Linked DNA regions of Homo sapiens: regions 2, 3 and 4 are each linked to region 1. Evidence: chromatin contacts called from ENCODE Hi-C or POLR2A ChIA-PET data. All regions are on one chromosome and are shown on one strand. The core of a region is the stretch at or near the end of the contact, and the rest is flanking DNA. Distances in the headings are between cores, read along the strand shown. Region 1 holds the start of ABCF1 (ATP binding cassette subfamily F member 1). Region 2 holds the start of DDR1 (discoidin domain receptor tyrosine kinase 1). Region 3 holds the start of PPP1R11 (protein phosphatase 1 regulatory inhibitor subunit 11). Region 4 holds the start of GTF2H4 (general transcription factor IIH subunit 4).

Region 1 (6,841 bases), core at 3,745-6,244:
GGCGCCTGTAATCCCAGCTACTCAGGAGGCTAAGACAGGAGAATTGCTTGAACCCAGGAGGCGGAGGTTGCAGTGAGCTGAGATCACGCTATTGTACTGCAGCCTGGGTGACAGAGCAAGACTCTATCTCAAAAAAAAAAAAAAAAAAAAAAAAAAAAAGAGCACTCAGAGATGACTCCTGTGTTTTTAGCTGGCAAAATTAGCTGGGCTAAGTGGTACCATTTATTAATTAAGGAGGCAGTGGAAGAGAAGGTCTTATAGGAAGGAAGAAGATATTATAAATTCAATTTGGGAGATATGTGTAGATACACACACATGTATACAACACACACACACCCTCCTTTTTTTTTTTTTTTTTTTAAGAGACAGGGTCTTGCTCTGTCACCCAGGCTGGAATGCAGTGGCATGATCATAACTCACTGTAACCTTAAATTCCTAGGCTTAGGTGATCCTCCCACTTTAGCCTCCTGAGTAGCTAGGACTACAGGCAAGCGCCACCATGCCTGCCTAATTAAAAAAATAATAATTTTTAGAGAGGAGGTCTCACTATGTTGCTCAGGCTAATCCTGAACCTCTGGCCTCAAGCAATTCTCCTGCCTCAGCTTCCCAAACTGTTGGAATTATAGGCCTGAGCCACTGTGCCTGGCCAGGGGGACACGTTGTTTGTAAAACCTATAGGCCATGTAAATAGAGTTATCTGGTAAGCAAATGAACACCTCAGTCTATGCCTTACTTGTTCTGCTTGAATATTATAGCACAAATCACATTGTGTCATATTTACCTGTCTGTGTGCTTTCATTCTAGAGAGTAACCTGAGAGACTGTTTAGCCTGTGTTCCCAGTAAAGCCAAAACAGATTCAACAGATTCTAGCTCTCCCCCTCTCCATCCTTGTTTCCCTGAAGGTAGAGGACCATGTCCAACTCCCTCCCCTACTGGAGGCAGCCTCATGATTTCCCTTCAGGCTTAGGCCTATTTATTATCTTCTCTTCCAAAACATCCCTTCCATTCACTGCTATCTAATTCTACCCTTAAGCATTTCAGTATTTAATATTAAAAAAAAAAAAATTGGTCGGGTGCGGCGGCTCAGGCCTGTAATCTCAGCACATTGGGAGGCCAAGGTGGGTGGATCACAAGGTCAGGAGATTGAGACCAGCTTGGCCAACATGGTGAAACCCCATCTCTACTAAAAATACAAAAATTAGCTGGGCGTGGCAGAGCACGCATGTAGTCCCAGCTACTTGGGAAGCTGAGGCAGGAGAATCGCTTGTACCTGGGAGGTGGAGGTTGCAGTGAGCCAAGATCGCGCCACTGCACTCCAGCCTGGGTGACACAGCGAGACTGTCTCAAAAAAAAAAAAAAAAAAGAAAAAAAGTCAATGGTATCCGCCATCTACTACATTAAAATATTCTCAGACTAGAATTCCATGTATTTCAAAGTAATCATTTATTCAGGAAAGTTTTATGGTGCATCTACTTCTCCAAAAAACTAGAGTTAACGAGAGACAATTCCAATAATTAAAGGCTTCACAGACTAAAATGGCCCTACCCTATCTTTTCTGTTTCCCTACCCACACCTCTGGTCTCGATACTGGCTTCTTTCTGTTCCTTTATGAAGTCCCAGGCACGCTTATGTCTGTCTTTGCTTAATCTGCATCCTCCATCCAGAACACATTTCAAAGTTTGGGGCCCTCCTCCTCCCCAAAAAACAAACCACAAAAAACAAACAAAAAAGTTAAAGAAAAAAAATCTGAGCCCAGTATTGGGTGACTAGTGTGAGAGTTGAAAAATTGTGCAGGATTAATAATAAAAGGCTTTATATGCTATTCCAAGGAGTTTAATCCTAAAGGCATTAGGAGGAAGGATCTACTGAAGTACCTAAGAAGGAAAAACCTGATCAGCTCACCTTATCAACACAGATGACTGACTCATCCCAGACACTAATTTCTCCCCAAGGACTAACACAGCCATACCATCTCTCCTTCCTTTAAATCTCTTTTGTGGCCAGGCACACTGGCTCACGCCTGTAATCCCAACATTTTGGGGACCAAGGTGGGAGGACTGGTTGAGGCCAGAGGTTCAAGATTAGCCTGGGCAACATAGCAAGACCTCATCTCTACAGAAAACAAAAAACAAAAACAAACAAAAAATAAGCCAGGCATGGCGGTGTGTGCCTGTAGTCCCAGCTACAAGGGAAGATGGCTTGAGCCTGCGATTGAGGCTGCAGTGAGCTGAGATCGCGCCACTGCACTCCAGCCTGGAGTGAGGCTCCGTCACAAAAAAAAAAAACCCACCAAAACCAAAAAAATCTTTTGTACTTTAATCACTCTTATCCACTTCATTATAGGGACAGGAAAAGCCTCCGAAGAGTTTCATTGTGAGAAAGTATAATCCCCAAGGAACTGAAAAAGATTAAGTGTGGCTAGAGATATACTGTGTCTTCTCTCCTTTCGTATATCGCTTAAGCTGCTCCTTCAAGGCAAGAAAGCAAGCCTTCTTTACCCTTATACCCCTCTCCCCCATTACTGTTTCGTATTCTTGTCCTCATTGGGTCTCAAAATCGTAATTCACAAGCTTCACTTTCTCTTCTCCCATACCTTTGAAACATACTGCAATCTGGTATCATCTCCGAATGAACACTACTTCTGCCAAAGTTGCCACTGAACCCTTAGCTCCTCAAACCACAAAGTATTTTTTGGTCCTTATTTTGCCTGACTTCTCTGCAGCATTCCATGCTGCCTACCTCCACACCTTTTTTATTCTCTTCTATCATTATTTAATTTCTGGGATCTTGCTCACTCCTGGTTTGCCTCCAGTTTCTCTGGCTGTTTGCCTTTCTCAGTCTCATCTCTTCAGCCTCCTTCCCCACCTGCTTCCTGCAATTGCTGAAGTTCTTTAGGGTTCCCACCTTTAACCTTCTTTTTGGTTCAATCTGCAAACACTCTCTAGGGGACTCTTCCATATCCAGCACTTCAACTCTACTTGCCTGTGTCTTTACTCCTAGTATAGTTGTCTCTCCACAGTGACTAAACAAACTCTCTTCTTGCCATTTCCTTTTAGAAATCCTCAGAAACGCCTAACTCAGCATTCAGAAGTTCACCTTATCTCTTTCCACTTCTTACTCTCCTGTCCATTACTGCTTTCAGTTAATAGTCTACTAGTCACTGGGTTACTTAAGTGTCAACCTTACTTCTCCCTTCATTTAATCAGTTCTCAGTTCCGATCAATGCCGCCTCCTTAGTAACTCTTTATTCTTCAGGCCTTGGCTTATCCCCTTACCACTTCTCACCTAGATCATGGCCAGAGCCCCCTAAATGGTCTCCCCGCCTCCATCTTGACCAGTTCAAGGCCATTCATTCTCCATTGCTCAGTGCTACAGGTGAACTGTTCATAATCATTCCTTATGCACTTCAATGGGCCTTCCTTCTTAATGTCTTTAGGATTAAACTCCTCGGAATGGCATCTAAAGCCTTTCATTATCTGTCTCCTGAGCATCTTTCTGACTTCATCACACTAGTCACCAGGCTCTAGTGGGACCAGTCAGGCTTGCCTACATCTCTACCTTCCACAAACTTCCTTGGCTTGGAATGCGCTTCCCCTTGCTAATTCACGATGATCTTTCAAGAATAAACTCTGGGGAGCAGATGTAGTGGCTCACGCCTGTAATCCCAGCACTTTTGGAGGCTGAGGCAGGAGAATTACTTGAGCCCAGGAGTTTGAGACCAGCCTAGGCAACATAGCCAGATCTTGTGTCTACAAAAAATTTTAAAAATAAGGTGTGGTGGTGCATGCCAGTAGTCTCAACTACTTGGGAGACTGAGGCAGGAAGATCCTTTAAACCCAGGAGGTGGAGGCTGCAGTGAGCCATGTTCATGCCACTGCACTCCAGCCTGGGTGATGGAGCTACAATGTGCCTCAAAAAAAAATACTCAGCTATTACATATTCTTGGGAGGCTTTGCTGACACTCCCTTACCTGTCTGAGTAGATGCTCCTCCTCTCTTCTACAGTCCCATAACATTCTTAAGCACCTTCATCATACTCTGACAACCACTGTCTGTCTGGTTAATGCTCTGACCCTTCACCATACTGGGTTGTCCCTTGAGGGAAAGTCTTATCTTTTATCTCTACATTCCCACTTCCTCCACACAGTACCTGGTATACAGTAGGCATCCAATAAGTGCTTTTAAAATTAGTTACTGTGTACCTACTGGGGTTAGTTGTGTCCATTTATGTCCCCCTTAAAACTGACTTCAACCCTGGGAGGATATCTTCATGTTTTTTTCCTTCCCCTCTCAAAGCACAGTATATAGAGTGCTTAATTAAAAACAAGCGCTTAACAAACTTTCGCTGCTTTTTAAGTAAACCTTAACCCTCATTCCAACATCAAAAATCTACACTCTTGCTCCAGTTGAGTGAGAGGGGTGTCTTAAGAAAGAAACCATGAAGGAGTCACCCTCTCTTGAGAAACAAGGGGGATCACAGGCTCCCAAGGTGTGTGTATGCGCGCGCAGGGGGAAGGGGAGGTCGAGGCAGGGCTCATATATTCCTGGTGGAATACAGTGTATGGTGGGGCGGATGTCCAAATTTTTTAAGCAAGGTTTTCCCATTTCTCCCCATCTCTCCCTCGGTGCCATATGCTCTTTCTTTTATCTCGCCCAGTCTCACTTAGGTCACGTGCGACATCTGGATCTCTTTCCTTTAACCCCGATTCCAAACCCACTCCTCCCCGGCAAACTCCTCCCGGGCCCACGGCACGCATGCGCAGTAACTCCCGCAGGGGCCCGGTCAGTCTCGTGCCCCATGACCCTCTCTTAAAACACGCGCAGTCTCCTCTCTCTTCCCCCTCTGCTCGTTTCTTCCTTGCCTACCAGCCTCACCTGATGGGCTCGTGCTCTCTCCGTCCCCGATCCACTCGGGCTCCGGCGGCTGCTGCTTGGGCGCCTTCGGCATCGCGGTGGCAGTTACAGCTACTGTGGCGGCGCCCGGTGCTATTTCCGCTTCCGGCGGCGGGGAACCCCGATGGGGCTGGCTCTCCAAGCTGGCGCGGCCAACCCCGCCCCCGGGCTGCGCACGTGCGAGCTTCGCCGTCATCTCGGGGGCGTGGCCCTGGTTCAGTGGAGGCGTGGCCTGCAATGACGGAGCGGGGCCGGCGTCCGCTTGCTCCAGTCGCGTAAACACATGGCGTTTACGACTGTCTGGGAAGCCTGACGCCGTGACCTCCCGACGCCGCGAGACTCAAGGAATGAACATAATAATTTCCTACTAGTATGAAGGAGTTGAGGCATACTGTTTTTTTGTTTGTTTTGTTTTTTGTTTTTTTAAAAAGCATATTCTAGTTTCTATCTGTAACTCGTTTCTAGTTCTGCCACCGCGATGCCGAAGGCGCCCAAGCAGCAGCTGCCGGAGCCCGAGTGGATCGGGGACGGAGAGAACACGAGCCCATCAGGTGAGGCTGGTAGGCAAGGAAGACACGAGAGGAAGGGGAAGAGAGAGGAGACTGCGCGTGTTTTAGGAGAGGGTCATGGGGCGCGAGACTGACTGGGTCATGGGCAGAAAAGACAGTGCAGACCAATGGCTAAGGGAGAGGTCTGATCGGTCCAGTGTTGAAATGTGTCACAAAATCCCGAAGTGTACAATTGTAAACAGGGAACTGGAGCCCAACATGCAGAAGTCACGGTGCAGTGGAGCTTCGGTTCATTTATTTTTTTTGGTAACAGCTTTACTGAGATATAATTGACATACAATAAACTGTACACAAAATAAAATGGCACCCAAAATAAACTGCAAAGTATCACTTAAATAAGTTTTGACCTGCATAAACCCAGTAAACTATCACCACAATCAAGACTTTGGTTCACTTCTAACTCTACCACTTAATATGGGAGCTTGAGCAAGGTGCTCCTGTAGTTCTGTCAGCTCTCAAACCACTACAATCATGCTTTTGTTGCCACCATTGTCTGAATTCACACTTGCCAAAGTCAACAGATCTGGGGCCATCCTACTCACTCTCCCATCAATGTTTGATAGACTTGGTCGCTCCCTCCCTCCTTTGTTTTCTTCAGGGACACTACTCTCTATAGGTTTCCTTTGCATCTAATGGGCTTCTCCTGAAGTCTAAATGTTGAAGTGCCTCAGGGCTAAATCTTTGACACTCTCCTTAATCTAGACTTATCACCTATCACCTCCTGACTTTAAATACCATCTATAACCAATGAAGATTCCCAAACTTCTCTTGCTGGCCCCCAACTTCTGCCCCGAGCTCCAGGCTCATGAATTCAACTGCTTATGGGACATCTTCTCTGAGATCTTTAATAAATCTCTCTCATACGTACAAAATGGAGCTCTTGTTCTTACTCCTAAAGCCTGTCTCTTCCAGGCTTCCCCATCAAGAAATTGCACCACAGGTCATTCAGTTATTTGGGCCAAAACTGAAAGGTCATCATCCTCTTTCTCCATTCCTCCTCCCCTAATCAATCCATCAGCCAGCTAAGTCTGCCTCATTTTTTCATTCATCTGTTCAACAAATATATTTATTGAGTGTATAGTATGTGCCAGGCACTCTTCTACGCTCTTGGGATACTACTGAATAAAATAAAGATCTCTGATTAGGTTTCCAGCAGGGGAGATGATCCTATAGATAAAAGAAAATATGGATCAAGTTTAAAAGTATCAAGAGGACAGATTTTAGTCTTAAATGAGGCCTCAGTAAAGTGAAATTCAAGCAAATCATTAAAGAAGATTAGTTTTGGCCACATGGATTTCCAGGAGAAGGGCCTTTCTAGCATAAGAAACAGCTGGAGTAAAGCCCTGTGACAGGAGTGTTCGGACATACATGGGGAACAA
Region 2 (6,753 bases), core at 3,515-6,014, 310 kb before region 1:
TCCACCTGCAAGTACTCCTCCTCCTTGGGAAACACCGACCCTGCGGGGCACCAGGCCCCATCCCCGTCACTGCTCTCCAACCTGAGGGTGAAGAGGGGCACAGAGAACATCTGGCCCCAGGTCTGCCTCCATCTCCAGTATTTAAACCCCACTTCATTTGCCCCCTCAGCCTGCAGGGGTTTCACTGGCATGGGCAGAGGGGTTGGAGGGGAAGTAGAGGTCCCAGGAGCTCCTCTCGGGGCAGCTACAAGTGTGCCAGGTGTGCCAAGTACCTGCTGTGGCGGGCGGCAGTGGAATCTGACCAGGAGCTGGAAGCAGAGATGTCACTGTCTGGGATGGTCCGGTCCTGCATGCCCAGGGCATAGCGGCACTTGGCTGAGTAAAAAGCAGGCATGTAACAGGTCAAGGCCCCCAACTCTCTACCTCCCAAGCCCTGGCCCTCAGGGACCCATGATTCAGTCTCCTCACCAGGATCAAAATGTCCCTTCATGTCAGCATCTCCACTTGCCACCAAGAGCAGCAGCAGTAAAGATGACAGGGCCTCTGGTCCCATAGCTCCTGATCCCTCGGGCCTAAGGGGGTGGGGGCAGCATCTCTGCAGGGGATAAAATGGGTGGTGCGTAAGTTAATCAGGGGACTGAGTCATAGCTGACAGCAACAGACAGAATGGGCCGCTTTGGGGATAATAACAGTAAAACAACAACAACAGTCATTGTTTAACAGCATCAGCTATATTTTTAGAATGCTTCCCCTGTGCCAGACACTGGCCTAAACCCTTAAACAGAATCCATAATTTTATCTTCACAGTCACTTCATAAGGTAGATACTATTACTATCCATATTTAACACATGAAGAAACTAGGGCAGAGATCAGTTAAATAACTTCCTAAAGCCCCATTTCTCCAATCAGGAATGGGCAAAATATCCCCATAAACAACGGCTTAGAACAAACAACAAGTGTGCAAAAAATGTTTATAACACATACAACAGGAAAAGGTTTAATAACTACAATAAACTAAGGCCCCTTAGGAACTGACAAGAAAAAATATATAAGTAACCCAATAAAGAAACAGCCAAAGAATGTGAATAGTCATTTCACAGAAAAGCAAAGCCAAATTGCCAACAAACATTTTTTTTAATGGTCAAATTCACCAGCCTCAGGGAAATACCAAGCAGACTGACAAGATATTTTTTTAAGGCTGTAACATATAAAAGTGGTAGAAAGTGATGAAAAGGGAGGCACCATGCTCAATGGCAGAAATGAGTGTTATCTTCTATTTGGAAAGCAATCTAGCAATGTCTATTATAATTAAAAATGCACATCCTCTTCGACCCAGCATTCCCTCGAGAGAGAAGCACCAGGAAGTAAGAACATATGTGCAGGTCTGGGTCTGGTGGCTCATGCCTGTAACCCCAGCACTTTGGGAGGCCGAGATGGGAGGATCACTTGAGGCCAGGAGTTAGAGACCAGCCTGGTGAACATAGTGAGACCCCATCTCTTTAAAAAAAGTGAAAAATAAAAATAAAAAAGAAGATTTCAAAGATGTTTATTATGGTACCTTTTGTAAGACATAAATCTGTAAGATATGTGAATGCCCACAGGGGACAGGCTGGAATTAAAAAAAATAAGGTTTATTGACTACTATGCAGCTATGAAAAGTAACAAAGAGGCAATATATTCCTAACTTTGTGTGATTTCCATGTATATCTGTTGAATATGAAAAGCAAGCAACAGAAGTATAAAAAATATCCCACCTTTTGAAAATAGAATAAACAAGCACCCATGTTTGTATATATACCTGTGTGTACGTCTAGAAGGAGAGAATATATAATAGAATATAACAATAGAATACAATATAACAAGAGTTAACATGAACGGGGCAAAAGAAAAGCAAATTTAAAAAGACAGGTTGATTGTACTATTTTTCTAAATCTTGTAACATAAATGCATTTATGTAAAATCATAAGATATGTAAAAGAATATGAAAATCATTTTGACTTTTAAAAAATAAATATGTCCCAGGAAAGGTTGGGCAATTCCTTGTTGAGGATATGATAGAATTAAACATCAGATAAGCCTGGACCAGCTCACCCTGCTGCCCTCCCACATAGGAGTCCAGAATTCTAAGAGAAGGGCAGAGGGGACCCCAGCACCTTCTAGTCTTACTGTCCCCTATAGCCCTCTAGGCCCAGGGTGGTCCCTGGACCATCAGCAATACCTGGAAGCATGGAAGAAATCAGAATCTCAGGCTCACCCTTGACCTGCTCAATCAAAATCTGCCTTTTAACACAATTCCCAGGTGACCTGTGCCCATTAAAGTTTGAAAATCCCTACTCTGTTCCTCAGGCCCAGGAAGCTTACCCCACATAAAACTATTCTAAATGGCATCTCCTTACAAACCCAAGTAACTACTCTCCCCTCCCCTGCTGCAGGAAAAGCTATCCTAACCTGTACTGGTCTCAGAGCCCTGTACTGAAGTCTCCAGGCCCTGGAGTCCTGAGGGACTCGACTGCCACCTCTTATCAGGTTCAGGGCATCTTGGGCCCAGTTATCCCTGCTCTGCCTTCCTGAGACCCAGACATCCAGTCCCCCCAGTTCCCACTTCCAGAAGGTGGCTGCCTCTGAGGGACTGAGGAAAGGCTGAGTTGCCTTGGAGACGAGGGCGGGTCTAAAGACAAGGAAGGCAGGTCACCCCAGGAGGTAGGAGGAGTGGGGGATACTCCCCCATCCCTTTGTCCTCCTCCAGCTGCTCCCACAATGCACTAGGGCAGGAATGTAAGAGGCAGCTGAGACCCCAGAGCTCTGAAGCAGCAGCTGAGGGGGACGACTGAGTTGTGGGGGGCACTCAGAGGCTAGAACCAGAAGGCATCACGCCTGGTCCCTTAGGGTCCAGCGCCGGGGAGCAGGCTGCCAGAGTCCCAGGAGACTGGCTTGGAATTCCTGGGTGCCGCTCTCCAACCCCACCTCTCTCGGGAACAGCGGGGCTCTTGTTCCCCTAAGTAACCTTCATGCCTATCCCAGATGAGTCATCAGAGCCACACAGAGCCGAGAGGAGCCCGGGGCAGAGATACAAAGGCAGGCAGAGGATACGAGGCAGGCGGAGACAGAGCGAGAGCCACAATGCAAGAGGTAAATAGAGCAGGCTCAGAAACACGGGGCACAGAGCCAAGCAGAGGAACACGGAGAAGCACAGAGACGTCTGGGCTGTCTGTTCTCCAACACCCCCAGTCACCTCATCTCTCTCCACTGGGTCTTCAGTCCACAGTCAGAGACCCAGAGGGCAAGAGAGGACAAGCCCAGAAGACCTTCCCCAATCCCACCCCCTTCCACTCCATTACAACCAAAGACAAACCAGGGGCCAGGCCACCCTGCCTCAAGCCCTTCACGCTCCTCTCCCAACCCCCAAGTCCCACTCAGACAACACCCACACAGCTCTGTACACACACACACGGTGAAACACACAAACTTACTGAACTGGCTGTAAACAGCGAGGCTAAATGTGGCATGCACACACCCACCTCTCAGTGTCCCTGACAACCCTCACAGAGTTTCTGAGACAGAGCAAACACAGAAGCTCATGCATACATCAACCCGTCCACACCTTGGCATTCCTTCAAGTCCAACCCCATCGCTCAGTGAATAGCCACCTTCAGACACCTGTGAACATGAAATGACAGACACCACATGCTCCTGTGACCAAAAGACAGCATGAGACACACACACCCGGGCCCTTGGGCACAGGATCCCCAGAGAACTGGGGCCCAGCCTCTAACACACATGGGTGACCAAGCCAGAGGGACGTCGAGGGGGCAGGGAACAGGTGGGCGCTGGGTGGGAAGAGTGGCAATAAGGACAACAGCCTTTCCCTGCCTTTCCACTCACTCCCCTTTCACCTGTCTCCACCACACCACTCAGTCCTGGACACACCTACAGGCCCTCAGCAACAGCCAGCGAGCTTGGGCGCCTGCCTCTGGCTGCTGGAAGCGCTGGGAAGAAATGTTCAGCCAAGAGCCAGGCATGGGGGGGTGGGACCCTGAAGCTGGCGCTCACCGGCAGTGACATTCTCTCATGCCAGAGCTAATTGACCATCCAGCCGGGAAGAGTGGTGTCACTGGTGGGTTAGAGTGGCAGTCCCTCTTTTTGCTGGACTGTGACCAGACTGACCAACTGGGTGTTGGCTGAGCGGAGGCTTAGCAGTTAGATGCCCGCAGGGACTGGCCAGGTGGAGGGCAGGCGATAGATGAGCTGACTCAGTGGGGCTGCACAGGAGCACCTCCTCCCGGGGCTCAGTTCCTCCGCACTGAGTGAGAGGGGACTTGCCTCAAGGCTGGAGGCTCAAAACTCTTTCTGGGAGGTCACGGGCTTCACCTCCACCCAGTCCCCGCCCCCGGTTTTCAGACGGTATGCCAGAGCATCGGGGAGGCGGGCAGGGAGGCTTAGAAGAGCTGGACGACCAAGCATGGCTCGGGACGTCCTGCCTCCCCCGCCCCTCGCCCTGCAGGCGCCGCCGCGCGCCCCCACCCCAAGAGCCCCAGGCCTCCGCCCGCGGGTTCCGCCGCCGCTCTCCCTACCTCTCATCGCTCTTCCCGGCAGACCCAGGCGTCCGACCCGGGAGCGGGGCCTCTTCGGCGGCGGGGCGAGGGGCGGGGGAGGCGGAGGGAGCCAGGAGCCGGGAGCCGGGAGCGGGAGGCGCCGGCGGGGCTCGGGTGTCGGGAGGCGGCTCCCGAGAGCAGCTGTCGGGGGCCTGTTCCGGGGAGAGGAGCCAGGGCTGGGGCGGCTCGGGCCCAGGCGCCGCCTCCCCCTCGCCTCGGCTCCCTCCCTTCCTCCTCCCGCTCCTCGCTCCCCTCCCTCCCCTCGGCCTTCTCGCCGCGCGTTCGGGCTCGCAGCCCTCCCTTCCCCCTCCCGGACCCAGTAGTCCCAGTGGCTCCCACGCCCGGCGCCGAGCTCCAGGCCCCGCGCCCGCCACGCCCACCCCGCGCGCTAGCGCCCGGCCCGGCCTCCCCCAGGTAACCCGCCCGCCAAGCCCGCCTGGGCGCTCCCAGGCCGCCCAGCCGCCCGCGCCGCTGCCTCCGGCCGGCTCCGCGCCCAGCCCCCTCCACCCACTCGCAGCCCACCCCCGCTTCCCCAAACGAGAACCTCCAAAGCTGGCGCCCCAGGGGGCTGGCTGCAGTCCCGCTCAGGGCCCACGAGGGGAAGACGCCCCTCCTACTTCTGGGATCGGTTCCTGGTGGGAGAGGCAAAGGGGAGCAGCCCCAGGGCACAGAGGAAGAAGCAGGTTCCCACAGGCTCGGCCCAGCCCAGCTGCGGGAGTTAGCCCAGAGAAGGGAGCAGAGCTCAGGTCTCAGGGCTCACCTGTCCAGCCAGGCCCCAGACTGCTCTTCTCCCTCCACCAACCTTTGCTCCTCTCTCGCAGCCTGTGCGCTCCCGCCCCTACGACCCAACCTGGAAGGCCCCAGACCCTGAAGGCGGGCCCACTCTCTTCTCCTTCTCCTCTCAGTTCCTCTCTCTGAAGGGCGTTCTAAGGGACCCGGGGGTCCAGACGCCCAGGCCCTGATTCCCCTGGGCTCCCAACGGAGTGGAGTGGGAGGGGGACTCAGGAGTCCTCAGGGCAAGCCTCCCTCAGGCCCAGCCAGCTCTGGCCGTAGTGGGCCAGAGGGTCTGATCACTGGCCAGAAGAGGCCAAAAATGAGGCCAGGACAAAGTTGAGTGGTCGGGAGGAGGAAGAAGAGGAGCAGGAGAAGGATGGAGGCACACTGAAAATCACACACAGTCAAAAGGAAGGGGACCAAGAGACCCAGGGAAGATGAAACAGTGAGACTGAGTAGGCAAAGCAACTGAGAGAGCTACTGGGCAGAGGATGGAGCGGGACAGAACAGCTTGTGGTGGGAGGTGCTTTTTCCCCACTCAGCACTACCTCAGCCCCTCACCTCTCTCCACACCCCCACACCTGCTCACCACCTAGACAATGTCACGGTCACAGGAAGTTCTCGCTCCACTGCACATCTCCGCCCCAGGAACCTCACAGTAGATAAAAACATACCCTGCTTGCAGTCCCAGACAACAATCCCAAGAAAGAAACACGAAGTCCCAACCAGACAAGTACACAAAAGCACTACCAGGAAGAAGCTGGCCCTTGGGAAAGGCCGAGGCACACATGGGCACTAGTTCAGAAGCCCAAGGACGTTCCAACGGCTGAGGGACCTGCTAACAGACAGCCCCAGGGTCACTCGAAGAGCAGCTTCTTCCCGCCTTCCTGTCCCACCAAGCCCCCAGGGATTCATTCCCCCAGAACACCTACCCCTCCAGAGAACAGCAGCTGGGGAATCTAGGCCCAGGAGACGCTGGACTGGGGGTGGGGCCAGCCTGGGGGTGGGGCCAAGGCTTCCCAAGTCACCTCACCTGGCAGCCCACAGCCCCTCCTTCCAGGAGCTGTGCTCTGGGAAAGCCCCAACAGGCCTGCCAGGCAAGCTACAGCCCGTCATACCCTGGTGGGACATTCCACACCCCAGGCCCACGCTGACCCCAGCTAAGTGGCATGGCAGTGCCAGACAGAGGGGTCCACTGGGGAGAGCAGAAGGAGCTAGAGAGTCCTGAAACCTTTGTCCCCTCTTCTCACTGCCTCAGGAGAAATTCCTAGTGGTGATGCCCACCTCGCCCCAGCTCTAGGCTGGAGGAGTGGGAGGGATGCAAGGCTGGGGCCCAGTGGAGTCAAGTGACAACGGAAAGGGAGCTGGAGCCAGCTGGAATGCGGG
Region 3 (7,114 bases), core at 2,620-5,119, 500 kb after region 1:
GCTGCTTTTTGGGGGTGGAATTCCCCACTCATTTCTGGGAACACATTCACACGCCCATTGCAGGAGTATTAATAGCAACCCACATTTTCGCCCCAAAATAATGAGACCTCACCTGGTCTCCACGTTTCCACGTCCCTGCTCAAAACCAAATCCATTCCTGCCTTCTGGCTCTCAGAATCTTCTCTCCCCTACAGCTACTACAGTACTTCCTGACTTCTCCCATTCAAACCATTCTAGGCCTGCAATGGGGAACAGGCCCTCCCCATCAGTATTGGTAAAGTGACCATGATTCCTACATAGAGGCTCTGCTGGTCAAATACTTGACTCCCACTCTTGCCACTCCTAGCTCCAGAAGGGCTCAGGGCCTTCCCCACAGATCTAAGGACTGGGCTACCCTGCCTGTCCACTGAGGTTTCTCCTAAAACAAGAGGCTTGACTCTGGTCTGGGCCCTGTGGCCCTCTGGGAAGCTTTGTACCTCTTTTGCAGGATCTGGGGGTGGGGAGGGACAAGCTAGTTCCCCAACCTCCTATGACTGCTTTCTATGCTCACAGCCTTTTTTCCATAAGAACCTTCTTGAAACTTCTCCCCGCACATACTCACGGAAAGGAACCAATGGTGCTATTTCCCCTCTCTCCTCCTCAACCTGGGAATACTTCAGACATCTCCAAACTCATCCTTGTGTATAGTCTCACACCCTTCCCCATAAGTATAAATGGGCCCATATTTAACACATTTTGTGATTTTGGGTTATTTATTTTGTGCATCTGTGGCAATAAATGAGATCTCAGTGGTGGTATGGATTTGACTGATCTCTGTAACTGTGTATGGCAAAAGGACCGGAAAATGAAAACCGGATCCCAGTAAGGGGTAGAGAGGGGCCAAGAGAACTGAACATCTGGGCTGCCGGAGAAATCAAAGTCTAGGAAGTAAGAGGTAAGAGTGTACTACAGGGGACATACCCCAATCTCTTTGCTCCCTCCCTCTTCCTTCCTCTCCCAGAGACCCAGGTCCCTGGGACTATATTGGATCTGTCTCTGAAGCTGAAAAACAAAAGGCAGAGGAGACAGTCGGCTCTAAGTGACCAATCTCAAGCCAGCTTTGTCAGAAATCCTAAATAACAGGAGAAGGGTGGGAAGAAAGGATATGATTATTTCTTATTCCATTTTCCATAAGAGGTGAGAATGACAAGGACCTCTTTTCTAACTCCTCTTGAGGGTGTGAGAAGGGTTAGCAGGAGGAGAAGGGCTGGGAGCTCTGAGGTCTCCTGTAAGACCTCATATCTCACAGGCAAGGACTAAGAATTAGGATTAAATATTTTAGTGGGATAGCTCTAAACCAGGATTAGCAAGCAAAGTTAGGGCGCAAATTCCTGGAATCTGACTGGGACCCTGGCAGTGAAAGCTGGGACTGTTGAAAACCCAATTTAAGTGTTCGCTACTCATGTTGAGAGTGCAGGGCCAAGATAACTAGATCCCAGGACAGGCAGTTTGGCAGTGAGAACAAAAGGAAGACACTGGGACCAAGGTGCCTAGATCCCTCGAGAGAGAAGGGTGGGTATTGGGAGGAAAAATGAGGACTGGGGAAACCCAGGAGGCTGGGTTCTGGAATAGCAGCAAGTCAGAATTTCAGGATCTCTGTTCGTCCTCCTCTTCCTCTTCCCTCTATCAGGCAGAAGAGAGGGAAGGAGGGGGCTGGAGAAGTAGCCACATGGATACATTTAGGGCCAGACAGACACAGGAATGCTGGAGGAGAGAGGGATTTAGTGCTGCATTGGCCCTGGAGGGGGCTGGGAAGGGTCAGGAGGCTGGGGAGGGGTGGTGGGGGTCGGTCCTAGGGTTGCACGACGCCGTCCTTTGCGGTGGCCACGTACACAGTGTGTATGACCACAGCCCTCTTCTTCCTCCTCATCACTTTCCGTGGAGCTCTCGCCAAAGGCCCGAGGTTTCTCATAAATACAGCAGCCTAGATTTAGAGGGAGGAGCCCAGTTAAAGAGGAGGAAGGGTAAGATATATAGTCAGTTCCATTCCCACTCAAACTCAGTGAAAATTCCTATTTTCTCCTACCTTCCAGGATCCAGCTTCCCCAGGCCCACCCTCTGGGACTCAGGCCCCACCCCTCTTGTCCTCTTAGAGAGCCACGAATTCAAAGCCCCACTTCTCCCACCTCTGACACTTCTTGCTGTCAGACCTAGGCAATTCCAGTTCTAGCCCTTCCCTACCTCTTTCCCTGATACCACAGCACCACCAAAAAAGTGACAGAACTATGAACATCTGGGGGCTTCTGGAAAGCCAGTGGATATGAGTAGATACAAGATATGCTGAAGGGAGCCAGAACTCCAGGGCTACTGCGGGCCAACAATTACTCACATTTGGATGAGCGGCGGCCCATGTGTTCATTGTCCACAGTGTCACTTGTCCATTCTACCTTTTTCTCTGGCTTCCGTTTCCGAAGTTTGATGGTAAGGCTCCGGTTCTCCTAGAAGGTTAAGGATGAGCATACCTATCTAGTCCCCTCTTACTAACCTTTCCCACTCCCTCCCAGGGAACCTCCTCTCTTTTCTTCTTTAGCTCAATCAGTACCATAGGCATAGCACCAGAGGAGCTGACAGAAGATAAAACAGAACAGGTCTTTTACCTCAGATAGTCCCTTGAGGAATAAGTATTATTTCCTGTTCTTATACCACCAGTATAAGAGAAGACACAATTCCTAACCTAGGAAAGGTCCCAGCAACTCTTCAAAGGAAAATATAATCCTTGCTGTTTCTCCGTCTTCCTCCCCAAATCATCCTTGGTAGTATTAATACATGAAAATTATTTTTCAGTCCCCAGCACCTAATCTTTGATCTCCCTTCCTTTTTCCAGATCCCCTATTCTTTTTCTCTTAAAAAAACAAACAAAACCTCTCTCATTCTCAAGCTCCAGCCCTCCCTACCTCTTATCCACCTATTCTCTGGCATCCTGGCATCTCTAGTAGCAAGTATTACTAATCTATTAATTACTAAACTTCCTTTAATCCAAGAGTATTAAGCCCAATGCAACCTTCTCCCTTTGAAGGCAACTTAACATGTTTTTGGATAAATACTTCTTGTTTCTCCATTTACATCTTTGCTCTCTGATTTCTCAAAATACCTCTTTTCATCTCCTTTTCTTGTTTCCTCATTCCTGCCACTTCCTTTTACATTCATCCATTCAATAAATATTTATTCGAATATCAATATTGATAATATTGATAAGTTGGCCTCCAACCATGCTTTCTTACACTACCTTTGATTTCCTCCCAACATCTTCCTGGCTCCTTAATCCTCAATTTCCCTTTCGTTTATTACTTACACACATAACCACCCCAAGCAGCAACACCTATATCCTAACTGTACCTCCCTATTACAAGTTCCTTGACCTGCCTCCTGCACCATCTCTGCCACTCCAAATAGCTCCAATACCTTCCGATTCTCCCAGCCCTAGATATTCAACCCCACACCTCCCATATCCCTAGGCCTAGCTCCTCCAACAACTCTTCTAATCCCTGTCCCCTCCCTCCCAGTATCTCCCAGACCCCTAAACAGCACCGCCCCCCCGCCTTTCTCACGGGCTCGGTTGTCACGGTAACCGTTGTCTCAGTGACGGTCTCGCTCAGCCCAGCCCCTGCCTCGGCCATGGCTAAGGCTCAGGACAGGGAGGAGAGGAGGAAGGGGGATGAGACACCCTTCCCTTTTTCTGTCGCTGAGGTCTAAGAGAAGCGGTATCGGATTCAGAGTGGTAGCCAGGATCCTCCACCTTCTTTATTCCCCCTCCTCCTGGGCCTCCGCTTCTCCACCCCTGGGGATAACCTGGCTAACCCCACTTCCGGCTCGCCGCTTCCGGGTGTGACGCATACTGCAGTCCCCCTTTTTCCCTTCCACGGCACCAAATGCGTCAAAGCGCAGGCGTCGCTGGATTAGTTCCGCCGTAACGTGACAGCGCGCAGGCGCTGAAAGAAAGAGAAACAAATTTGGCGGAAGGGGTGTCACTGCGGGTGTGGGTGGAGGAGGGAGAGTCTGGGGCAGCACGCGTACTCACAGCCTAGAGGAAGCAGGAGGGGCGCCCAGATGGGTATTGCCGGGCCAGACGCTGCAGAGTGGGTGTGGCGAGGGCGGAGTTGTGTGCACCAAGCTGAGTCCTGCTGCAGATTTCCGTTTGCCTTGTCTGGGTAGGTGGACCGGCGAGGAAGCTTAAGGAGCAATAGTAATGACCCTACCGTGGCCTATTTCCCTTTCCTTGTTTGGTCTGGGTTTCTCTAAAGAAAACGGGAAGTGGGAGCAGTTGGAAACACACTTAAGAGTCAAGCGATGTGGTTCTACCCCTCGCCCTGTGCCTGTAGGTGTTTGAGCAGTTCAGTTTAGTGCACGTTCAACGTCAGTTTTTTTCAGTCACTGTGCTACGCCTTGAAGATGGAGGCGCGTAAGACGCTCAGACCCTGCCTTTTAGCTCTAGTAGGAAAGACAGGCATGCTGAAAACTAACAAAAATATGAAACACTGGGGCATTAACAAATGCCATGTCTGATTTGTAAATCTGAATGTAGTTACATACTGCCAACATATTCGTTCTCTCTGGGGTGATGAGTAGGATGAAGCAGAGAAATGGTCGTAAATTACAGTATAGGCTATTTTATAAAAATATATGCACGTTTCTTAGAGAGCAAAAGAAAGTGGTAAAACAAGAACCAGGAAGGCCGACAAGTAGGTTTTTTTAGAAGAGCAGCTTAAAAAGTTGTAGATGTGTGCACTACAGGAAATGGAGTTTTGTACCGCTTGGATCTGAGGGAGTGCCAGATGAAGCTTGACAGGTAGGCAGTGGTTATATGGAAGAACCTGTATGCTTTGCTAAGAAATTAAGCTTAATCCAATCACTGTTATGGGCCAGAGAAAGGCTTAAAGTAGGGTAGAAACATGAACAGGTTTGTTTCAGATTTCAGGAGTGGGTCAGGAAAGTCAACTGCCAGAACAGTTCAAACGTACAGTGGGGAAGACTGCCCTGCCCATTCTCCAGGTTGCTGTGGGGGTCAAACAAGATAGCTATGTTTGAGAGCTCTGAATATATATAAAGGGCCACACAATTATATGATAATTATTACAGTAACCCCTTGATCACTATTTGAGCCAAGGAATGCGGGACCTGAGTATGCATTTGTTCCCCTTGAAAGTTTTTAGTTCAAACAGAAAAAAGCAAGATATAGTTCAGCATGTCTAGTCCATTAAAAAAACCAAACACATATATAGCAACACACATATACAGAGCCACATACATATACACAAGCACAGATATACAGTATAATTTGGTTATCTCTGTGGAGTAGGATTCCTTGTGACTTTACTTTTTTCTTTCTTTCTATGTAAGAATCTATTATAATAGATATACAATTCATCCTTGAACAACATGGGGGTAAGGGGTGCTGACCCTCTGAACAGCCAAAAATCCATATATAACTTTTGACTCCCCCAAAACTTTACTGTTGACCAGATGCCTTACCAATAACATAAACCGTTGATTAACACATATTTTGTATATGTATTATATACTTATAATACATATAATCTTACAATCAAGTAAGCTAGAGAAAACATTATTAAGAAAATCATAAGGAAAAGAAAATATATTTACTATTCATTAAGTAGAAGTGGATCACATTTTCATGTTGAGTAGGCTCAGGAGGAGGAAAAGGAGGGCTTAAATGTGCTGCTATCTTATGGGTCTCAGAAGTAGAAGAAAATCCACATATATGTAGACTCAAGCAGTTCAAACCTGTGTTGTTCAAGGGTCAACTGTGTATTGTATTTATCTCAATACTAATAAAATACTCACCTATAGTGATCACTTAGTGGCATTACTTAGTATCAGATTTTTTGTTGTCCAAATTTATATGCTAAAGAGATCTGGTTAAAATTTCTGTTAAATGTCTCACTATCCAAATTCCTAGTTTTTCTTAACCTAAACTCAGGAACCAAATAGATTTAAATAGTATGGCAATACTTACAATTGCTTTTTGTTTATATTAGCCTCATTCCTGACTCTACTTTTTTGTCCTAATTTTTCCCCCTTTTCTTTTTCATATAAATATATCTCTGGAAACTCATTTAAATTCCTTTTGGAATAAGACAGATTATAAGTAACATACATATGTCAGGGTCTTATAGAAAAATATAACTTTAATAAGGAAATTCAACTAAGGGTAGGAGTACTCCAGGAACAATGGTAATCCCCACATGATGATCTGATTCTCTTCTGGGAGCAAAACATTGCAACCAGACAGGATGGACAAGGCATCTAAAAACCCAGTATCCTTCACCTTCCGAAAGGAGGGAGGGACTGTAGAGTTGCCCAGGAAAAAGGTCAAGAGTCTTCCTTCTCCTGGAACCTATGAGGAAAGAAAGGACTTGTTATATTCACCAAAAGATGAGTTTCTAGTAGTATAAGATAAGATATGCAATCAAATAATCAAGGAAGGACTTTTATTTATGACATCATTGAGGACTGGCTCCCCTAAACAAACTTCCAATTCTAATTCCAAGACAACTAAAAATTCTGGGATTAAAAATATATCCAATGAGTTATAACCTCAAAGCAAAGATTTCTTAGGACACAGAAAGCACTAGCTGTAAAAGAAAAAAAAAAGGATAAGCTGAACCTTATAAAAACTTAAAACTTCTGCTCATTTAAAGAGGGTTAAGAAAATAGGCAAGCCACACGCTGGGAAAAAAAATCTTCTTTTTATTTAAAAAAAATTTTTTTTTTTTTGGTAAAATGACAACCAGTGATAGGAAAAAAATACTTTTAAAAGATATATCTGACTATGAATATTTTTAATCCTTTGATGAGATGGCAAGAAAGTAAAGGCAATCTGCACACTGGTTAAAAGTTCTGTAAAACCAGAAATCCAGACAGGGAAGTTAAAACTAATGTCCCTATGAAACGTGACAGTGACACTATGGTGCCCTTTATACTGTTTTGACAGTCACTGGAAGCATAGGAAATGAGGGACAAAATGTATAAGGTCTGATAGGAGATCCCGTGCATAAATTTGGGAACTGCAAAAGGCTGCCCTTTCTTGTAAAAGTGAACAAGAAAAGAAAAAATT
Region 4 (7,064 bases), core at 1-2,500, 340 kb before region 1:
CTTAGCCAAGGATGGGAGCTCCCTGTACAGGAACAGAGGTCAAAGGTTAGTATCAGAAGCTGCATTGTATCTGCATCTCTGCCCTCAATTACCTCTCAAACATCTCATCTCACTCCAGCACAACTTTACCAGTCCTGCTGTTTTGGCCTCCACACTTTAGAGCAATTTCCAACCCTTGCCCCCAGTCCCCACCCCGACTCCAGGCTGCTACACTTTTACCTATGATATTTTATTCCACTCCGCAGACCCCATTACATTTCCCTGCCATGAAGGGGCTTCTCACCTGAAGACAGCCAGACATGTGGCAGGGTGCCCATACAATCGGTCCAATACCCCAGGGCTCAGGCCCCCTAAGAATTCCTGCAGATTCCTGCATTGTAGGTGTACTCGGTTCAGTCCCCTTGAAGGGGTGCTCTCCATCACCTGAGGAATGCAAACGTCAGAAGTGCAACCTCACCATCCATGCCAGTGTCACCCCTGACCTTTCTAACTGATTCCAGATCCATCAGTCCCCACAATAACCCCACCTTTTCTGTGGTCTCCTTTCCCATGTCACTCATCTCCTCTGGTTTCTCCCAAACCTGACCAATCTCCCTCCCTTTCTTGCCTCCTCACCCTATTTCTGCCCTTCAACTCCAGTCTTCCCTCAATTACCAAGTGACAGAATTGTTAACTGTCCAGTGTTTGCAAGATCATTTTGTATTTCAATGACTTGTCTCATCTTTGGCTAAACAGGGACAAAGAAAATTGAGCCCACACCTCTCTCTTCCATCCCATCCTGGTCAGACCAGTCTACAAGCTCCAAATCTGCCCGTCCTTCCTATCTTCTATCTCTTAGCCCACTTCTGCTAAGTACGGCGGTAACCTCTCCCCTCCATGCTTCCCAAATCTAAAGCCACCTCTTTTCCCTTCCCAAGTCTACTTCACGTCATTCACCCTGACCCACGCCTTCCGATCTCCTAGCTTCTCCCTGCCTTCCTCTCACTCTTCGCCTCCCACTCACCTCTCTCTCTCTCATACCTCTGCCACTCCCGCCCTCCTAGGTCCCCTCACCACTCTGTCGATCCTCCTCGCGCACCCCGAGTCTCGGGCCGTCGCTTAATCGGAGCCAAAGTCTCGCATTGGCTCCTGGAGATTGAGGGAAAGATGGTGAAAAAATGCGAGGAAAAGATGGGGAAAGCAAAGAAAGATTTCACAGGCAAGAGCCCAGAATGGAGAATTCAGAAGAGAAGGGAGGTAAGGGGAGGAGTGGAAAAGTGAAGAGGATGAGAATAGACGCTGCACTCTCCGGGCGCGGGGGATGCTGGGAATTGGAGTCTTGCCTTTGCTCTCCTTAGAGCCGGCTGAAGCGCGTCTGACTACAAATCCCGAAAGGCACCGTGGGGAAGCCGAAAGGAGAGGAGCTGGCTTTTAATTGAGCGAGGGGAGACACCAGAAGCTGGACCAGTTGGTTCCGCGAAGGCAGAACCAACTCCGCCCACGCTGCTAACGGCGCGTGTAACCGGCTGGAGCGGGAGGCGGGTCCGGGAAAGTAGAAGTGCCTGGAGGGCTTCCTTGCGGAGGCGCGCTCTGGCGACTTGGTGGTGAGCCGAGTGAGCACAATTACTCCCCATAAAATTGGGATAATACACACTCCAGGCCGGGCGCGGTGACTCACGCCTGTAATCCTAGCACTTTGGGAGGCCGAGGCGGCGAATCACCCGAGGTCAGGAGTTCGAGACCATCCTGGCCAACATGGTGAAACCCCCGTCTTTACTAAAAATACAAAAATTAGCCGGGCGTGGTGGTGGGCACCTGTAATCCCAGCTACTCTGGAGGCTGAGGCAGGTGAATCGCTTGAACCCTGGAGGCGGAGTTGCAGTGAGCCAGGACCATGCCATTACACGCCAGCCTGGGCGACAAGAGTGAAACTCCGTCTCAAAAAAAAAGAAAAGGAAAGAAAAGAAAGAAAGCGTACACACTCTGGGCGGTTTCCACGAGTTAACGATTAACACGATCCAGTGCACCTTACTTGACCCTAAGTACTCAGTAAATCTTAATTTCTGCCTCCACCACTCCTCAAACCGTTTACTTAGAAGACCCAGATAAATACAGTTTTTAAGACACCAACTATTTGCTCTGATTTGATTTATGAACCTACTACAAAAGTGGAGGTCTTCACCCAAACCCAGAACTACACGTTTCCCCAAATTCCTATATGCAAATTTTGTTATTCCCACCTTATAGACTGGAAGACTGGAGCCCGGCAAGATTAAGAAATTTGCCTGCAGCCTGGCGAGGTGGCTCAGAGCTGTGACCCCCAGCTACTTGGGAGGCTGAGGCAGGAGGATCGCTTGAGACTAGGAGTTTGAGGCTACAGTGAGCTATGATCGCACCAGCCTGGGTGACAGAGGGAGACCCCCATTTCTCTCTCTCTTTTTTTTTTTTTTTTGAAACGGAGTCTCTCACTCTGTCACCCAGGCTGGAGTGCAGTTGCATGATCTCAGCTCACGGCAACCTCAGCCTCCCGGGTTCAAGCGATTCTCTTACCTCAGCCTCCCAAGTAGCTGGGACTACAGGTGTGTGCCACCACGCCCGGCTAATTCTGGTATTTTTAGTAGAGATAGGGTTTCAACATGTTGGCCAGGCTAGTCTCAAACTCCTGACCTCAGGTGACCCACCTGCCTCAGCTTCCCAAAGTGTTGGGATTACAGGCATGAGCCACTGAGCCCAACCTGAGATGCCCATCTCTAAAAAAAAAAAAATTAAAAAAAAAATCCCTACAATCAGACAGGAAGTGCCCAAGCTGGGATTTGAAGCACATTTGCAAGCAACCAGGGATCAAAATGGTAATGACTATGCAAGACTTTTTATACTTTGTAGCCCACCCATGTTTTCTGTTGTCCCTGTCTTTTTAGCAATTAATGTTTTAAAATCTTCAAAGAAAAGCTAAAAATTGACAGAGCTTCTTTATGGCAAACTTTAGGTAAGGTTGAAAGACAATTTACAATCTAGGAAGAAATGGTTGATGAAATAAACAAAATACAAAAAGCTGTTACAAAGCAATAAGAAAAAGAAACATAATAGAAAGATTGGGACAGACCACTGCTTACTAGTTAGCCCTGCTCAGCAAGGAGCAGCTTAAAAAAAAAAAAAGAAGAAGAAAAGAAAAAGAAAAGAAAGAGGCCTGGCGGGGTGGCTCAGGCCTGTAATCCCAACACTTTGGGAGGCCAAAGAAGGTGGATCATTTTAGCTCAGGAGTTCCAGACCAGCCTGGGCATTATACAGAAACTCTATCGCTACAAAAACAAAACAAAACAAAAATTAGCTAGGTGTAGTGGTGTGCTCTCCTGCGGTCCCAGCTGCTCAAGAGGCTGAGGTAGAAGGATCACTTGGGCCCAGGAGATTGAGGCTGCAGTGAGCAATGATAGCACCACTGCACTCCAGCCTGAGCAACAGTGTGAGACCCTGTCCCAAAAGGAGAGGGGAAGAGAGGAGAGGACAGGGGAGAACTGGAGAGGGGAGAATTGGGGAGGGGAGAGGAAGGGAGGGTTAGGGAGGGGGAAAGAAGGAAAGAGAAAGAAAGATTGGCCAAAGCAAAAAGAAAGTTAAACAGAATATCAGAAATGTTTCAAAAATCAAAAAATTGGCTGGGCACGGTGGCTCACGCCTGTAATCCCGACACTTTGGGAGGCCGAGGTGGGTGGATCACCCGAGATCAGGAGTTCGAGACCAGCCTGGCCAACATGGTGAAACCCGTCTCTCCTAAAAATACAAAAATTAGCCGGGCGTGGTGGCAGGCGCCTATAAGCCCAGCTACTCGGGAGGCTGAGGCAGGAGAATCGCTTGAACCCGGGAGGTGGAGTTTGTAGTGAGCTGAGATCGTACCATTGCACTCCAGCCTGGGGGACAAGAGCGAGACTTTGTCTCAAAAAAAAAAAAAAAAAATTCAAAAAATTAGCCAGGCCTGGTTCTGTGGTCCCAGCTACTCAGGAGGCTGAGGCAGGAGGATTGTTTGGACCCAGGAGGTCAAGGCTACACTGAGCTGTGATCATGCCACTGCACTCCAGCCTGAGCTATACAGTGAGACCCTGTCTCAAAAAAAAAAAAAAAAAAAAAAAAGAAAAGAAAAGAAAAGAAAAGAGAAAAAGAAATTAGCTCGGTATGCACACACCTGAAGTCCTAGCTACTCAGGAGGCTGAGGTAGGAAGATCGGTTGAGTCCAGCAGTTCAAGGCTGTAGTGAGCTACAGTTACACCACTGCACTCCAGCCTGGCCGCAGAATTAGACTGTCTCTTAAAAATAAATATATAGGCCAGGCGCCATGGCTCACACCTGTAATGCCAGCACTTTGGGAGGTCAAGGTGGGTGGATCACCTGAGGTCAGGAGTTCCAGACTAGCCTGGTCAACATTTTAGTAGAAACCTTGTCTCTACTAAAAACACAAAAATTAGCTGGCATGGTGACGGGCGCCTGTAATCCCAGCTACTTGGGAGGCTGAGGCAGGAGAATCACTTGAACCCGGGAGGCAGAGGTTGCAGTGAGCTGAGACCACACCATTGCACTCCAGCCTGGGCAAGAGTGAAACTCCATCTCAAAATAAATAAATAAATAAAAATAAAAATAAATAAATCGGCCGGAGGCAGTGGCTCACACCTATAATCTCAACACTTTGGGAGGCCGAGGCGGGTGGATCACTTGAGGTCAGAAGTTCGAGACTAGCCTGAGCGGGTGAAACCCCGTCTCTACTGAAAATACAAAAATTAGCCAGACATGGTGGCGGGCGCCTGTAATCCCAGCTACTTGGGAGGCTGAGGCAGGAGAATCACTTGAACCCAGTAGGCTGAGGTTGCAGTAAGCCGAGATCACACCACTGCACTCCAGCCTGGGCAACAGAGCAAGACTCTATCTCAAAATAAATACATAAATAAAATTAAAATATAAAAGTTCAGCAAAAAAGAAATTAAGGATTGACAACCTCAATGTTGACCAGGGTATAGGAGCATACTCATACACTTTTGCTGAAAATTGAGGCCGGGTCCAGTAGCTCATGCCTGTAATCTCAGCACTTTGAAGGGAGGCCAAGCCAGGCAGATCACTTGAGCCCCGAAGTTTGAGACCAGCCTGGGCAACATGGTGAAACCCTGTCTCTACAAAAAATAAAAAAATTAGCTGGGCATGAGGGTGCATGCCTGTAGGCCCAGCTACTTGAGAGGCTGAGGCAGGAGGGTTGTTTGAGCCCTGGAGGTGGAGGTTGCAGTGAGCTGAGATCACACCATTGCACTCCAGACTGGGCAACAAAATGAGAGTCTGTCTCAAATTAAAAAAAAAAAAAAAAAAAAAAAAAAAAAAAAAAAATTGAAATAGGCACACCTCTTTTGGAGGGGGTGAGGGGACAGAGTCTTACAGTGTCACCCAGGTCAAATGCAGTGGCACAATCTTGGCTCACTGCAATCTCTGTCTCCCAGATTCAAGCGATTCTTGTGCCTCAGCCTTCCGAGTAGTTGGGATTACAGGCGTGAACCACCATGCCTGGCTAATTTTTTTTTGTATTTTTAGTACAGACAGGGTTTCACCGTGTTGGCCAGCATGTTAGTGGGCATGGTAGTTCAAAAAAGAAAATTCCTGTGATAGGGAGCTCATGACCTCCTCCTCTCAGGCAGCATCCTGGAGAGAAAGAACAGAGAGCCAGGGCCAGGCGTGGTGGCTCACACCTGTAATCCCAGCACTTTGGGAGACCGAGGAGGGTGGATCAAGACATCAGGAGTTCAAGACCAGCCTGGCCAACATGGTGAAACCCAGTCTCTACTAAAAATACAAAAATTAGCCGGGCATGGTGGCAGGTGCCTGTAATCCCAGCTACTCAGGAGGCTGAGGCAGGAGAATCGCTTCAACCCAGAAGGCGGAGGTTGCAGTGAGCGGAGATAGTGCCACTGAACTCCAGCCTGGGTGACAGAGCAAGACTTTGTCTCAAAAAAAAAAAAAAAAAAAAAAAGGAACAGAGAGCCAGGAGCCCACAGACCCACTTCCCACAGGCTTTACTGTTGACTGACTGCTACTTTGGGCAAGCTGCTTAACCTAACAGAATTTTCTTCTCTGTGCAAAGTAATTTTAACTACTTCATATATTGTTGTATTAAGTAAGATATAATATGTCGTAATTTCAATACCTGGTATATAGTGGGTGCTCAGTAATATATTATCATCATTATTGTAACTTTCACTTATTAATCCTAGTTCTAGTTCTGTAACTACATAGAATCTATGTTAGTCTATCAGATATTTGCTACAATTCTTTCTTTCAACCAATATTGAGCCCTGTGTTCCAAGATTTTGCCCTTGTGCAACTTATAGTTTGGTGGGAGGGGCAGGTATAAAAAGATATGTAAAATTACACACGTAGTAAGTGCCACAAAGAAGAGATTCATGTCCTCTGAGATTATCAGTAGGGAATTTGACCTGGTTGGGGAAGTCAGGAAAGACTGCTGAAGGACAAGCAGGAGTTAATAAGGCACAGACTGCAGGGAACATTGTTCCAGGTGAGGGAACAGCATGCCACGAAGGCCACGTGGCAGGAAGTACTGTGGCCCATTGGGTGAATCTGAAAGAAGGCCAGTGGCCCACAGAGGAAAGCAAGCGGGTGGGGGAGGACGCTGGAGAGGTATGTGGGGGCCAACCTTGGCCAGAAGGATTTTGTTCTTCATTTTAAGATTAATGAAAAGTCACTGCTGGATTTGAAATGAAGGATTAGGGTCAGATTTGTGTGTTTTAAAGATAACTGTGGTTGCAGGGTGGAAAACAACCCAGAGAGGAGCAGAGGCAGATCTGGGTGACAGCTGGGAGACCACTGCAGGAGTCCAGGCAAGATGGAGGCAGCATGTGCCAGGAGGGCGATGGAGACAGAGATGACAAGTTCCAGGGAGATTTGGGAGGCAAAATCAACAGCGTTTTGTGCTGGACTGGACTTGAGAGGTGGAAGGTAAGGGAGAAGGAGCTCGGGGATGCCACCTTGTGCGGCTTGTGCAGCTAAGTGGATGATGCTGCCATTCACTGAGTCAGTAGACTGTGGAGGAGAAGCAGGTTTGG

The links. Hi-C counts contacts between places; a loop is a spot of excess contacts on that map. ChIA-PET counts read pairs that join two places held with the same protein, here RNA polymerase II (POLR2A). Pooled maps may share reads with other maps.
Region 2: a pooled map shows a loop between it and region 1 (4-fold over the local background). The contact joins the promoter of DDR1 here to the promoter of ABCF1 in region 1. A Hi-C loop is called at or near these places in 3 of 50 pooled maps. POLR2A ChIA-PET finds 5 or more read pairs at or near these places in 5 of 52 experiments (AG04450, Caco-2, H1 and 2 more).
Region 3: a map of CD8-positive, alpha-beta T cell shows a loop between it and region 1 (31-fold over the local background). The contact joins the promoter of PPP1R11 here to the promoter of ABCF1 in region 1. A Hi-C loop is called at or near these places in 2 of 168 maps with a recorded cell type or tissue (CD8-positive, alpha-beta T cell and naive thymus-derived CD4-positive, alpha-beta T cell), 2 of 37 single-sample maps with no recorded cell type and 13 of 50 pooled maps. POLR2A ChIA-PET finds 5 or more read pairs at or near these places in 2 of 52 experiments (WTC11 and activated naive CD4-positive, alpha-beta T cell).
Region 4: a map of left ventricle myocardium superior shows a loop between it and region 1 (12-fold over the local background). The contact joins the promoter of GTF2H4 here to the promoter of ABCF1 in region 1. A Hi-C loop is called at or near these places in 1 of 168 maps with a recorded cell type or tissue (left ventricle myocardium superior), 1 of 37 single-sample maps with no recorded cell type and 10 of 50 pooled maps. POLR2A ChIA-PET finds 5 or more read pairs at or near these places in 5 of 52 experiments (GM12878, WTC11, activated B cell and 2 more).

What each region holds. Positions count from the first base shown.
Region 1 is chr6:30,569,595-30,576,435 of GRCh38, reverse strand. ABCF1 (ATP binding cassette subfamily F member 1) reads right to left here and starts at 4,994. Exons shown (of 25, transcript NM_001025091.2): 1 at 4,876-4,994. The coding sequence starts at 4,948. RefSeq lists an enhancer at 4,813-5,374.
Region 2 is chr6:30,882,530-30,889,282 of GRCh38, reverse strand. It overlaps DDR1 (discoidin domain receptor tyrosine kinase 1), which reads right to left and starts at 4,764. Exons shown (of 18, transcript NM_001297654.2): 1 at 4,573-4,764; 2 at 469-595; 3 at 273-375; 4 at 1-81. The coding sequence starts at 553. RefSeq lists enhancers at 2,357-2,863, 3,879-4,386, 4,456-5,229.
Region 3 is chr6:30,063,953-30,071,066 of GRCh38, reverse strand. It overlaps PPP1R11 (protein phosphatase 1 regulatory inhibitor subunit 11), which reads right to left and starts at 3,869. Exons shown (of 3, transcript NM_021959.3): 1 at 3,588-3,869; 2 at 2,369-2,477; 3 at 734-1,963. The coding sequence starts at 3,656. The coding sequence ends at 1,761. POLR1H (RNA polymerase I subunit H) reads right to left here. Exons shown (of 4, transcript NM_170783.4): 4 at 6,160-6,394. The coding sequence ends at 6,370. RNF39 (ring finger protein 39) reads left to right here. Exons shown (of 4, transcript NM_025236.4): 4 at 1-797.
Region 4 is chr6:30,902,393-30,909,456 of GRCh38, reverse strand. GTF2H4 (general transcription factor IIH subunit 4) reads right to left here and starts at 1,250. Exons shown (of 14, transcript NM_001517.5): 1 at 1,054-1,250; 2 at 284-423; 3 at 1-22. The coding sequence starts at 420.